Regions from separate parts of the Homo sapiens genome. Here all the other regions are linked to region 2. Evidence: read pairs that join two places in POLR2A ChIA-PET (ENCODE). Cell type or tissue: MCF 10A. All regions are shown on one strand. Each heading gives the region's core, and the rest is flanking DNA. Links, peaks and the distances in the headings are about the cores only.

Region 1 (4,775 bases), core at 540-4,539, 230 kb after region 2:
GTTGGGGATTCACTTGTTACTGTGTTTGTTAATCAGAATTCACAGAGCTCTTGTTGTATGCCAGGCACTTTGAATCAGCTTATCAGGAGCCTTGTAGGAACATGAGCCAAGCAGGTATACATCACTCTGTGGTTCACCTGGACTGTGTATTTGATAAACAGTGGTAGCGGTGGTAGAGCAGAGAGAGTGGTTGAGAAAATTCTTCAAAAGAACATTATTCCTTTTAGAGTTTTTTTTTTTTTTTAGGAAAGTTATATGCTGGTGGGGCAGTTGTTAGACTGTGTGATCTAGAGGAACCCTTCCCCTTCCCCCTTCCACCTCCCCTTCCCCTTTCTCCTTCCCCTTCTCCCTTCCCCTTCCCCCTTCCCCCTTCCCCTTTTCCTTCCCTTCCCCTTCCCCTTCCCTTTTCCTTTTCTTTCTCCCCCAGGCTGGAGTGCAGAGGCAGGAACGTAGCTCACTGCAGCCTCAACCTCCTGGGCTCAAGAGATGCTCCCACCTCAGCCTCCCCAGTAGCTGGGACCACAAAAATGCAACACTATGCCCAGCTAATTTTTGTATTTTTTTTTTTTTTTTTTGTAGAGACGGGGTCTCACCATGTTGCCCGGGCTGGTCTTGAACTCCTGGGCTCAAGCAGTCCTCCCACCTTGGCCTCCCAAAGTGTTGGGATTACAGGTGTGAGCCACTGCACCCGGCCGAAGATTGCTTTTGACATACCTGTTTCCAGGTGGCCCTGATCTTGTCAGTACTTATTCCTTCTGCATTTCAAGGGATTCTGGTGTATATAACCAGTGAAAGCCTGATGATGGTTAACCCTTCATTTACATCTCCAATCAAATGTCACCTCTTCTAAGAGGCCTTCCTTTCACCCTTTCTAAAGTAGCACCTTCTGTTCTTTCCCTCTGCTCTCTTTCCCTTCATAGCATTTGTCTCTACCTGGCATTACGTATACACACACCTGTGTGGGGAGTATCTGGGCTTATCTGTTGTTTTTCTAATGTGAACTACATGAAGGCAGGGACATAGTCTTATTCACTGTTGTATTCCTGGTACCTAGAACAGTGACTCACATGTAGTAAGTGCTTAGTAAATATTTGTTAGTTGAATACATAGTAGAAAATGCATCACTGTTTTGTAACTCCTGGAGCACCAGAGTTTCAGAGTTCCTAGAGTTCTGTCTTCATATTAAAAATTGAAGGGCGAGGCGTGGTGGCTCACACCTGTAATCCCAGCACTTTGGGAGGCCGAGGTGGGCGGATTGCCTGAGGTTAGGAGTTCAAGACCAGTCTGGCCAACATGGTGAAACCCCGTCTCTACTAAAAATACAAAAAAAATCATCTGGGCATGGTGGGGTGCGCCTGTAATCCTAGCTACTGAGGAGGCTGAGGCAGGGGAATTGCTTAAACCAGGGAGGTGGAGGTTGCGGTGAGCCGAGATTGTGCCACTGCACTCCAGCCTAGGTGACAGAACAAGACTCGGTCTCAAGAAAAAAAAAAAAAATGAATGAAGGGCCAGGCACAGTGGCTCAGGCCTGTAACCCCAACACTTTGTGAGGCCGAGGCAGGAGAATTACTTGATCCCAGGAGTTCAAGACCAGCCTGGGCAACAGGGTGAGACCTCATCTGTACAAAAAGTCTTAAAAATTAACCAGCCATGGTGGTGTGTGCCTGTAGTCCCAGTCACTCAGGAGGCTGAGGTGGGAAGATTTCTTGAGCCCAGGAGGTCAAGACTGCAGTGAGCTGTGATCATGCCACTGCACTCTAGCTTGGGCTAGACCTTGGGTCTAGCTAGACCTTGGGTGAGACCTTGTCTCAAAACAAAGCAAAACAAAAGGAACGAAAATCCCTTCCCCTCCTCATTTTCATTCCTTGCTTATGGATTCTTCCAGCCATTTTTGTATGCATTTATATAGGTATGTGTAAGTGTACACATGTACGGTCCATTGTTTTGCAGCTTGCTTCTCCCCCATGCCCTTATCAGAATGCCTGTTGAGCTTCTTGTTAGTCCCGCAGACCTAGGTAATATGCAGTGACTCATGCAGTCAGATTTCTGGGCATGAGCATTTAGATGGGTTTCAACCTGTTGCCATCTGAACAGTGCTGTGGTTCGCATTCTTGTATATTGGTCATCGTGTACATGAGCAAGTATTTCTTCTACAAAGAAATAGAATTGCTAGGTCAGAGTGAATGAGCATGAGGTTGTGTGTCTGGGACAGATTGCGTAGGGCCTGGCAAGGATATAGGCTTTTACCAAATGTGGTGGTGGTGGTGGTGGTGGTGGTGAATCAATAATGGGGCAAAAATCATGGACATATGAAGAAATGCAACAGCAGGTAGACATAAGAAAAACAATTAACCTCAGGAGTAAAAAGAACTCAGAACCACAATTTAAAAATTGCTTTTTACTTATTAAATTAACAAAATTAAAATAGAACTAGTAGTCCTTGCTGTTGGCAGAGTGAAGTGGGATGGACCCTTCATTCTGTATTGATACGATTTCAAATCACATATCTCTTCTGGAAAGCAAGTTGGTATTATGGCTCTAGAGTCTTAAAGGCATCATTTAGACCCTTTTACTCAGTAAGGTTTTTTTTTTTTTTTTTACCAGTCACACAACAAACATTTAGAATCCGTCATGTGCTGGGTTGTGAGTGAGGTCTTAAGAAGAACCTAGGGAGCTTTTAATGATATAGAAAATGCGTTAAGTTTTATTTGTAAAATGGAATATACAATGTAAATAACATCAATTAGGCTAAGAAAATGCATCAGAATACTAACAGTGTTGGAGTTATGGGTGTTTGTTTAGCTTCTTCGTATTCTTATATAAATATTTTATATAAAATATCTTGGGCACAATGGCTCACGCCTGTAGTCCCTACATTTTGGGAGGCCGAGGTGGGTGGATCACCTGAGGTCAGGAGTTCAAGACCAGCCTGGCCTACATGATGAAATGCTGTCTCTACTAAAACTATAAAAAATTAGCTGGGCATGGTGGTGGGCACCTGTAATCCCAGCTACTCAGGAGGCTGATGCAGGAGAATCGCTTGAACCCCGGGACGCAGAGATTGTACTGAGATTGCACCACTGCACTCCAGCCTGGGCAACAAGAGCGAAACTCTGTCTCAAAAAAAAAAAAAAAAACAACAAAAACCTCATGTCTTTCAGCAATATATGTGTGGTATTCATCACTCATAAAATTTGTTACTTTATGTGATTGTGGAGGTTTATTTTTTCAAAGAAGCAGTATAAAAAGTTTTATAAGAAAAAGAATAGGGCCATTGATTTCAAATCTCATTAGAAATACAACTCAGAATAAAGGAAGCCTAGCAAAAGATTCAGATCTGTTCCTCAAGGATCCAGAACTGATAGGGTAGCACTGTGTGTTTATCACAGGAATTTGCCTGTCTTCCTGGATGTGGTTTTTAAATTTTAAGGACGGATTTGTTTTTAATTTCTGTCTGCTACAATTTGACATGTCTGTGCTTGTGCTTCCCTCTATAAGAAGTGTGTTTTCATTTCAGTGGCCTCATTGTTCCTGAGAGAGATGGCAATGAGACTGTCCCTGAGGTTGTTGCCACATCAGGTTATGCCTTGCTGCATTTTTTTAGTGATGCTGCTTATAATTTGACTGGATTTAATATTACTTACAGGTAAGATACTTAAGTCTAGTATTTGTGATTTCATTCAGGAGACTATCTACTATGTTTTAACAACAATAATGGCTAACATAGATTGAGAGCCAGGCATAGCGTCAGGCAGTTTACATGGATTTTCTCATTTAAAATTCTTCCATAAATTCAGTGAGGTCTGGGCTCTGTTTTTCTGCTTATTTATAATTGAGGAAACTGGCAGGAAAAGGTTAGTAGATTGTCAAAGTAACTGGTGGGACCACAATTTAAACCCAGGTGTTGATGCTGTTGAACTTCTAGAAGAGAGGGACTTTTCTGCTAATGGACAAAAACGTTGGAATTTTACAAAGTACAGCTCCACAAATATTAGTAGTTGTCATGTACTCGATAGTAGAAGAAATCTATACTCATTAAAGTACCTTGATAGTCCATTTATCCCCCCTTTTAAATTCTGAATTACATTGTTTCAAAGCACTGTCAGTACAATTATATTATTATGAGATGCGTTATAGTTCAACTGTTTTTTTTTTTTTTTTTTTTGAGACGGAGTCTCACTCTGTCACCTGGGCTGGAGTGCAGTGGCATGATCTCGGATCACTGCAACCTCCACCTCCTGGGTTCAAGCAATTCTCCTGCCTCAGCCTCTTGAGTAACTGGGATTACAGGCACCCACCACTTCGCCCAGCTAATTTTTTGCATATTTAGTAGAGACGGGGTTTCACCATGTTGGCCAGGCTGGTCTTGAACTCCTGACCTCGTGATTCGCCAACCTCGGCCTCCCAAAGTGTTGAGATTACAGCCGTGAGCCACTGCGCCTGGCCATAGTTCAATTCTTACATTAAGTTAAACTAGCCTGCCTTCTTCCATCTGAAATGAGTAGATAAAATTACTAAGGAATTTTAAATATACCAATCTGGGCAGTAACCTTAAATTCTATTAAATACAAATTTTCAGAGAGTGTACAGAGGAATATGTACCATGAGGATGGTAGTTTATTGTTGGCAGTTTGTTTTATTCTTTTCCTTCCCAGACTTCCAAGCATGAATTCAGCAACTCTGTAAAGCTCATCATTAGGAGGCTACCAAGAAGAATAGGATAGTCCTCCCACCCATGAGGAGCTAACAGTTCTGCACAAATCTCCTACCTCCTT
Region 2 (4,775 bases), core at 531-4,530:
AAAAATTCCTAAAATAAACAAGAAAAAGGCAATCTAAAAGAAACATGAGCAAAAAACAAGAACAAGCATTTAACAGAAGGGAAGTATAATAGCTTGGCCAATAAATAAAGACGGTTCACTAATAATAAGAGAAATGTAAATTAAAATCCTAATAATAACAGCACTGCACACTCACCACAGTGGCAAAACTGGCAAAACAGCAAGTGTTGGCCAGAATATGGAAAAACTCAAATACCTGTATGCTGCTGCTGGAAGTATAATTTGGGACAATCAATTTGTAAAACAGTCTGGCCTCATCAAAAAAAGCCATATGTGGGCTCATACTAAAATTCCAAATTTTTACTCTTCATTCCAACCCTACAGAAACATTTGCCCATGTGGACCAAGAGACATGCACAAGAATGCTCATAACAGTACAGTCTGCAATACCAAAAAAAGCCTATATTTACTTATTTATTTTTTAGAGTTAGGGTCTTGCTCTGTCAACCAGGCTGGAGTACAGTGGTGAGATCATAGCTTACTGCAGCCTTGAACTCCTGGGCTCAAGCCACCCTCCAGTCTCAGCCTTCCAAGTAGATGGGACTACAGGAATATGCCACCATGCCTGGCTAATTTTTTTTTTTTGGGTAGAGATGGGGTCTCACTGGTCTTGAACTGTGGGCTCAAGCAATCCTCCTGCCTCAGCCTCCCAAAGTGCTGGGATTACAGATGCTGGCTAATTTAAAAAATTCTTTTGTAGAAACAAGAGTCTCACTCTGTTGCCCAGGCTGGTCTTGAACTCCTAGCTTCAAGTGATCCTCCCACTTCAGCCTCCTGAGAAGCTGGGATTACAGGCACAAGCCACTGCACCTAGCACAAAAACTATAACTCACATGTCCACAAAGAGTCAAAATGATACTGCATGTTCATACAAAGGAATACTATAGGGCCATGAAAATGAGTAAGCTATATGGCTTACATACAACAAACTGGATGAATCCTAGGAATACTGAGCAAAAAAAGCAGGTCTACATTATGATTCTATTTGTATTAAGTTCAAAATAAGATATTGTCTAGGTATATAGGCATGTGTGGTAAAACTCTAAAGCAGGTTCCTGAGGATTAGGTACTGGGCAGCCTGCCTGGCCACAGACAGCAGGGCGGGGAAGAGAAGGGCACATGAAGGACACGAATGAATGGGAAGTTGAAAAGCAAGACATCTTGTGATAGCAGACACCACTAACTGGTGAAGAGAAACAGTTCTAGAGCTGAAAAAAACTTCAAGGTAAAGGAAGCACTATTCTCTTTTTTCTTTTTTTTCTTTTTTTTTTTGAGACAGAGATCATTCTTGTTGCCCAGGCTGGAGTGCAATGGCACAATCTTGGCCCACCACAACCTCTGCCTCCCAGGTTCAAGCGATTCTCCTGCCTCAGCCTCCCGAGTAGCTGGGATTACAGGCATGCGTCACCACGCCTGGCTAATTTTGTAGTGTTAGTAGAGACGGGGTTTCTCCATGTTGGTCAGGCTGGTCTCGAACTCCCGACTTCAGGTGATTCGCCCGCCTTGGCCTCCCAAAGTTCTGGGATTACAGGCATGAGCCACCACACCCTGCCAGGAAGTACTATTCTTTTCATCTGTAAGTAATTGCTGGGTGAAAAATCAGAAGACCTGTACTATCCTCCAGACCTGGACTACCCTCTAGATGCTGCCATTAACTTGTACTACATCTCAGTCAGGGTGAGGGGGCTTTAAAAAAAAAAAAGTATGGAAAAAATAACAACTTGCACAACATCAGGCGAGTTTTCACCTTCTATGGGACTCAGGATATGAAGATCAATAAAGATAATGCATCCTGAGGAGCTGAAGATAAGTACCTTCAGGGGATGGGAACAGATAAATTTCAAACTCATCACAGTCCCAAGTAAAGGCAGATTTATAAAGACAAAGACACTAAAGACACTTGAACTTCAGGACCCCTTACCTGCCCAAGTCCCCTTCTAAGGCTCTAAGAAGAGCCCTAATCATTTTGTAGTATTTTCCTCAAGAGAGTCCACAAATGGTACAAACTTCAAGCCCCACAAAACCTACATCAGCTCCTGATCTGAATCCCAAAGTGGTAAAATGCTTATCCACAGGAAGGGGAGACTCCTGTTTAAATTCTCTGCTTCTATTCAATTTCCCTGCCTCAGAAAACCATCTCCTAATTCAAACTAGATTCCCCTCAGCAACAAAGAAAGTTTAAAATTTAAGTTATCAAAAGACTATGACTAATAAGCCTCCAGAAATCCCTGGCTGTGCCCTTTATCTTGCACAGAGACCTTAGGATACACTGAATCTTGCTGGATAACTCAATACAATGCAAGACTATTTTTCTAACAAGGCCCTCTGCTAAGAAGGTGCAAACTAATTTTGGCAAATATCCCGGCTAAATATTATAATTGGCTCAAGGATGACACAGCACAAACCACCTCTGTGTTGTGCCTACAATCTGCTTTCAAAACACTATGCAATCTTGCCTCAAGGCTGGTAGTATTACCACATACTCCCTGCCTTCAGCAAATGTTCTTAACTCCTGGGTTCTCTGCACCAGGATCTGGAGAGGCAGAAGTGCAGGGACAGATGTGTTAACAAATGCCATTACCACTCCAGCAGTATGTGGATAGAAAACCAGAACTCCTTGTGCTTTGTCTTCTGTGTGAATGAAGGGGCAGAAGCTGAACCAGTGATCTGAGAACAGGGAGAGGAATTTGCCACCGGATAGAATATTTTCAACAAGAAGAACAAATCATCCAGAAAGGGGATTTGCTTAGTAGAGGTTGAGGAATTTGTAGAGTAAGTCAGAACTCCTCCCTCACATAAAGGCTATATTCAACAGGGAAAGAACAGGAGTCATAAGAAAATGTTATTTTGAGGAAGCCAAAGAGGAACTTGCAGTAAATCCCTGTAAAATCCATGCAAGACCAACAAGGTTTTTGAGGATTTCATATGAGCAGAAACACTGCCAGTTTGGATTGAAAGGGACAGATAACATATAAAATTGAAGGAGACTGTTGGACCCTCAAAATTCTACTGGCAAGAGGCAGGCTGTTAAAACTGCTCAGCTACAAACAAAGTACTACCTTTCACTGAAAAAGGAAGGATGACAGCGGTGTAGCTATAAGCTCAGAGGGTGGAGCCATGAGCCCAGAGCAAACCAAGAGCAAACAGGGTAGAACCAAGAGCACCGAGGCAGAGCTGAGAGCCAGAATTATTCCCAGGCCTTGAAACCTTATCAAGGAACTGAAGTCTGCCCAGCTGAATTTCAAAGCTGCCATGGGCTGGTGACTCCTTTTTACCTTCTGTTTTTCCTCTTTGTGAACCTGAAGTCTATGCCAGTCCCACCTTGCATGTTGGGAGGGCTGCAGGCAGATGACTTGTCTCTTTAGTTTCGTAGGTCCACAGACATGGAGAGAACTATGTTCAGGAGCTGTAGACAGATTACACTCCCAAGCCTCATTTACATGGGACTTAGATGAGCTTGATCATGAGATTTTAGATATTTAAGCCCATGAGATTTAGGACTTTGAACTGTAGCCATAATGGGATGAGACCCTTGGGAGGAGGTAACAAGGGACATGAATTATGGGGGGCAGAGGGTGGGCTGGGATAGGCAAAAACTTGACATGCTGATAGCCGAAGAGGAATTAGAGAGACTCAAAGTGTGTGAGAGATTCAATACAAGAAGGTTCTTTATAGCTGAGATGGAGGGGGTCACAAGAGCAAGGACTTCTGGGAGGAGGAGCTGAGAGGATCCCTGTCTGACAGCCACCAACAAAATGGGGACCTCATTCCTACAAGCGAAAGGAAACAACATCCTTGCTGAGATTGGGAGAAGATTCTTCCCCAGAGGCTCTAGATAAGAGCCTAGCCTGGCTGATGCCTTGATTTTGACCTCAAGAGATCTGGGTCCAGCCAAGCCTGCCTGAACTTCTGACCTGGAGAACTGTGAGATAATAAGAGGGTGTTGTTTTAAGCTACTAAATTTGTGGTCATTTGTTACACAGCAAGAGAAATGAATCCAGCTTCTGTTTAGGTCCACAAATTCTATTTCTGGAAATGCTGCTGCCCTAGCCCATTGAGAGAGCTAACTAACCTCAGGCAGCAACAAAAGGACCAGGTACAGTTCTGTGATCAGCCCTTCCTAGCATAAATTTCCTCATCTACAAAGTGGGTGGGTCGAGAGAAAAGCTGTAGGAAAACATTTCTGTACCACAATTGTGTTCAAATAGAAGATGTATTATTAATTACAACACCCATGCTGACATCTGCAAATGAGGGACCCAGACATGGCCAAAAACATTAAAGTCATAGCTCCTTACCTTCCTCAGGCCAGGACTGTAGATTGCTGGAATAAAGATATGCTCCTTCTCCTCCTGTTAGATAAGTGCCCAGGAAAGACTCATCCCCCTTTAAAAACAACAACAAAAACAAAAATCCAAAAAAGAATAGGTGATTTATAGCATAAATATTCACAGAATCAAAAGTCCTGCCCAATTATGTCCGTCTACAAAAGCTGAGTCAGGCTCAGATATGCCCAATGTATTCCATGGCCTTTGGCATTGTCTGGCTCTTTGGCAGTTACTGGCATCCTTGATTTGTGCTGAGAAAAAGAACATTAAGATTCTCTCTGAGTCCAGGCATCAAAGCCCGCAATGCTTGTTCATGTTCCAGTGGATTTATTTCCTTTGTGAAAACAGAGGCAGCTTCTCCTTGGCCTAAAGCCTTGATGTCTCAGCTCTACATGTCTAGGCCAATCT
Region 3 (4,775 bases), core at 540-4,539, 110 kb after region 2:
TTGACAAATGTATGCAATTGTGAAACTATTACCACTCCCTCCCCAAATCAGTGTCATTCCATGACCACAGAAAATTCTGGGAGACTCTCAATGAAAAGTAATAACAAAATAACAACATACACACACACACACACACACACACACACACACAAGTCGAGACCCTTTTGCAGTCAAATCCCTCACCTAACCCTAGGCAACCACTGATTTCATTTTTTTGTTTGTTTGTTTTGAGACAGGATCTTGCTCTGTTGCCCAGGCTGGAGTACAGTGGCACAATCACAGCTCACTATAACCTCAAACTCTCAGGCTCAAGGGATCCTCTTGCCTCAGCCTCCCAAGTAGCTGGGACCACAGGTGAGTGCCACCATGCCTGGCAAATTTCTTGAAAATTTTTTGTAGAGATGGGGTCTCATTGTGTTGCCCAGGCTGGCCTTGAACTCCTAGGCTCAAATGATCCTACCACCTCAGCCTCCCAAAGTGCTGGGATTATGGGCATGAGCCTTCACACCCAGCCCTTGATTTTATTTTAACGTCCGTAGATTAGTTTTGTCTGCTCTTGAAATTTGTATAAATGGAATCAGCATATTGATTTTTGAGATTCATTCATTATGCTATATGTATCAATAATTTGTTCACTTTTATTGATGATGAGTAGTATTTTATAGCTCAAACATAACACAATTTGTCGATCCACTTACTAGGTGATGAACATTTGACTTGTTTCCAGTTTGAGGATATTATATATAAACTCTTATAAAACATGTATGTATAAGTCTTTGTGTGGCCATATGTTTTCACTCTTCTTGGGTAAATAGAAGAATTGCTAGGTTATATGGTACATGTATGTTTATCTTTACAAGATAACCGTCTAACAGTTTTTCAAAGTGGTTGTGCCCCATTTTACACTCCCGTCAGAAGTGTATGAGAATTCGGTCCTGGCGCAGTGGCTCACGCCTGTAATCCCAGCACTTTGGGAGGCCGAGGCAGGTGGATCATTGAGGTCAGGAGTTCAAGACTAGCCTAGGCAACATGGTGAAACCCCATCTCTACTAAAAATACAAAAATTAGCTGGGTGGTAGTGGCATGCACCTGTAATCCAAGCTACTTGGGAGGCTGAGGCAGGAGAATCACTTGAGCCTGGGAGGCAGAGATTGCAGTGAGCCGAGATCGCACCACTGCACTCCAGTTTGGGCCACAGAGTGAGAACCTATCTCAAAAAAAAAAAAAAAAAAAAAAAAAGAGGTGTATGAGAATTCCAGTTGTTTCACAACCCTATCAACTCTTGGTAGTGTCAGTCTTTAACTTTCGTCATTCTCCTGCATATGCAGTTGTGTCCCATTGTGATTTTAATTTGCATTTCCCTAATAACTAATGATGTTGGGCATCTTGTCATATTCTTATTTACCATCTGAATATCTTCTGTTATAAAATATTTTTAAAGTGCTCTGCACATTTAGAAAATGGGTTGTTTGTGTTTTATTACTGAGTTAAAGGAGTTCTTTATTTTAGAGTATTTTATTTCGGAGTCCTTTCCTGGATATATGCATTGGGAATGTTTTCTCTCATTGGTTGCATTTACATTTTCTTTTGTGTTTTTTTTTTTTGAGACAGAGTTTTGCTCTTGTTGCTCAGGCCGGAGTGCAATGGCACGATCTCGGCTTACTGCAACCTCTACCTCCTGGGTTCAAGTGATTCTCCTGCCTCAGCCTCCCAAGTAGCTGGGACTATAGGCATGCACTACCATGCCCAGCTAATTTTTTGTATTTTTAGTAGAGACGGGGTTTCATCATGTTGGCCATACTGGTCTTAAACTCCTGACCTCAGTTGATCTGCCCACCTTGGCCTCCCAAAGTGCTGGGATTACAGGCGTGAGCCACTACATTTTCTTAAAGGTGTCTTTTGTGCAGTAGAAGATTTTAATTTTCATGAATTCTAATGTATTATTATTTTTTCATTTATTTTAGAGGAGAATGTGCTGGCTCTGATGTTCAGTGACAAGGGAACAGAGAGAGGTAGGAAGGCCTGAACCAGCCAAGAGACTTTACCTGAGGTAAAAATTCCTCTTCCTTCAATGCCTCAAATCAGGATCTTGAAGTTGGAAAATAATAAAAGCTTGTACAGATTCCACTTTGATTGTTTTTGGCAAGGCTATTTCATAACTACCTGTGGTGATCTAGAGGGTTTCTCAGAAGAAATGACATTTGTGGAGGGAGTCCGGAAGCTGAGTGATAATGAAAGCTATAATTCAAAACCACACTAAGCACTCTTCATGTCATCCTCTGTGGTAGCCAGCCAAGATGGCCCCCAGTGATCCTCAAGTCCTGTGTTCATGCCTTTGTATAGCCTCCCTCAATACTGAATCATGCCTGGCCTGTGACCAATAGAGTATGGCACACATTGTGACTTCCAAGGCTTGGTCATGAAAGACATATGCAACTTCCTTTTGCTTTCTCTTGCATAATCTGTTCTAGACAAAGCAGCTGCCGTTTTATGAGGACACTCAAGCAGCTCTATGGAGAGGCCCACGTGGTGAGAAACTGAGGCCTCCTGCCAAAAACCAGCATCAACTTGTCAGTCATGTGACTGAACCATCCTGGAAGCAGATCTTCCCACTCCAGTGAACCCTGCAGTTGATCACAGCCCCAGTGGATACTTTGGCTGCAGAGAGACCATGATCTAGAACCAATTAGCTAAGTTGCTCCTGAATTCCTGACTCACAGAAACTGTTTGATTAAGATAATAAATATCTTATGTTGTAACAAGTCACTAAATTTGAAGGTAATTTGCTATTCAGCAATAGATAATTAATACAACAGTTCTATAAGGTAAGAATGAGGTATTATCTCCACTATACAAATAAGGAAACAGCCTCAGAAAGGTTAGGTGACTTGCCCAAATTAACTGTCAGAGAAGATTTTTTTCCCTTGACAAATAATTTACATTTTATGGCAATTTCCATGGAGAGGCTAGGTGCAGTGGCTCAATCCTGTAGTCTCAGCACTTTGGGAGGCTGAGGCGGGAGGACTGCTTGAAGCTAGTAGTTCAAGACCAGCTGAGGCCACATAGTAAGACCCCTGTTTCTACAAAAAATTAAAAAAAAATTTTTTTTTTTGAGACAGAATTTCGCTCTTGTTGCCCAGGCTGGAGTGCAATGGCGTGATCTCGGCTCACTGCAACCTCTGCCTCCTGGGTTCAAGCGATTCTCCTGCCTCAGCCTCCTGAGTAGCTGGGATTACAGGCACCTGCCACCACGCCCGGCTAACTTTTGTATTTTTAGTAGAGACAGGGTTTCACCATGTTGGCCAGGCTGGTCTTGAACTCCTGACCTCAGCTGATCTGCCCACCTTGGCCTCCCAAAGTGCTGGGATTACAGGCGTGAGCCACTGCACCTGGCCAAAAAATTTTTTTAATTTGAAATTTATATTTTAAATTTAAATTGCTCACACCTGCAATCTCAGCACTTTTGGAGGCTGAGGCAGGTAGATCGCTTGAGTTCAGTAGCTCAAGACCAGCCTGGGAAACGTGACAAAGCTCCATCTCTGCAACAAATACAAAAGAATTAGCCAGGCATGGTGGTGTGCGCCTGTAGACCCAGCTAATTGGGACGCTGAGGTGGGAGGATCGCTTTAGCCTGGGAGACAGAGACTGTGGTGAGCCAAGATCGCGCCACTGCACTCCAGCCTGGGCGACAGAGCAAGGCCCTGCTGTCTCAAAATATTAAATAAATAAATACATTTATTTCCATGGAGAAACAATAAAGAGAAACATCAAAACTCAGATGGCAAACCTCCTCAGCCCTTCCTGAACCTTTTTCCTCCCCAGCATTCCAACATTTCTCTCAAAAACTCTCAAGCCTGCCCAGCTTTACCTCTAGCCTCCCTCTTGCATTTCCCACTCAGCAAAGCAAAAAGGTGGCTGCATTCGAACTGAGTTTCGATTCCAGCTCTAACTTCAATGTCCATGTTCCTAACCACTCTGGTTCCCAGAAGGGTTTCTCTAGGAAGAAAAATAAGGGAAGGGCATTAGACGTAGAGAAAACAACAAATGCAAAGAAGCGAGGGTTTGACAGAATCTGGCTGCCTCTGAGGGAGTGGAGGGACAATGGTTCAGCGGGGCTAGAGAGCAAACTTCCTGGGAAAGGAGGTGGCAGGGTGAAGCAGGAAAGGAGTTCGTAGCCAGTGTGTAGAAACCCATAGGCCATGTCAACAATTTTGAATTTCTCTACAACAAAAAATTTTAGGCAGGGGAGAAAGTTGCTTGTGTCTGAATTTCCAAAAGACTCTTTAGGGAAAGAAATCATTGTATTAAAAAGAGACTTGCACTGGAATATTTATTGCAGCACTGTTCACAATAATCACAAAGACAGGGGATCAACCTAAGTGTTTGTCAAAGGAGAATTGGATAAAATGTAGTATGTGCATATACCATGGAATACTGTAATACTTAGCCATAGAAAAGAATGAAGTCATATCTTTTGCAGCAACATGGATGGAACTGGAGGCCATGATCCTAAGTGAAATAACTCAGGAACAGAAAGTCAAATGCCACATGTTCTCACTTATTAGTGGGAGCTAAATAATGTGTACATATAGACACACAGAGTGGGATAATAGACATTGGAGACTACAAAAGGTGAGAGGGTGGGAGAAGGGTGAGGATTGAAAAATTACCTATTGGGTACAATATTCACTATTCAGATGATGTGTACACTAACAGCCGAGACTTCACTGCTAAGCAATATATGCACGCAATAAAGCTGCACTTGTACTCCATGT

Evidence for each region. Peaks named below come from ENCODE experiments on the same cell type or tissue, not always from the same donor. Only the 100,000 strongest peaks of a DNase experiment are listed, where the experiment ranks them.
Region 1: POLR2A ChIA-PET joins it to region 2 with 7 read pairs; 2 of 35 experiments call an interaction of 5 or more read pairs at or near these places.
Region 3: POLR2A ChIA-PET joins it to region 2 with 9 read pairs; 3 of 35 experiments call an interaction of 5 or more read pairs at or near these places.

What each region holds. Positions count from the first base shown.
Region 1 is chr20:3,542,245-3,547,019 of GRCh38, forward strand. ATRN (attractin) reads left to right here. Exons shown (of 29, transcript NM_139321.3): 4 at 3,518-3,646. Among named protein-coding and RNA genes, the nearest start is that of ATRN, 74 kb to the left of the region's middle. In MCF 10A, for the core only: no CTCF peak of the experiment used is centred there; a DNase peak (open chromatin) is centred at 2,067.
Region 2 is chr20:3,310,696-3,315,470 of GRCh38, forward strand. DNAAF9 (dynein axonemal assembly factor 9) reads right to left here. Exons shown (of 37, transcript NM_001009984.3): 20 at 4,338-4,425. Among named protein-coding and RNA genes, the nearest start is that of SLC4A11, 74 kb to the left of the region's middle. In MCF 10A, for the core only: no CTCF peak of the experiment used is centred there; a DNase peak (open chromatin) is centred at 2,486.
Region 3 is chr20:3,418,083-3,422,857 of GRCh38, forward strand. LOC105372508 (a long non-coding RNA gene) reads right to left here. Exons shown (of 3, transcript XR_937212.3): 2 at 3,869-3,996. It overlaps LOC105372509 (a long non-coding RNA gene), which reads left to right and starts at 313. Exons shown (of 3, transcript XR_001754709.1): 1 at 313-354; 2 at 1,965-2,050; 3 at 2,472-2,706. RefSeq lists an enhancer at 2,521-2,590. In MCF 10A, for the core only: no CTCF peak of the experiment used is centred there; a DNase peak (open chromatin) is centred at 2,459.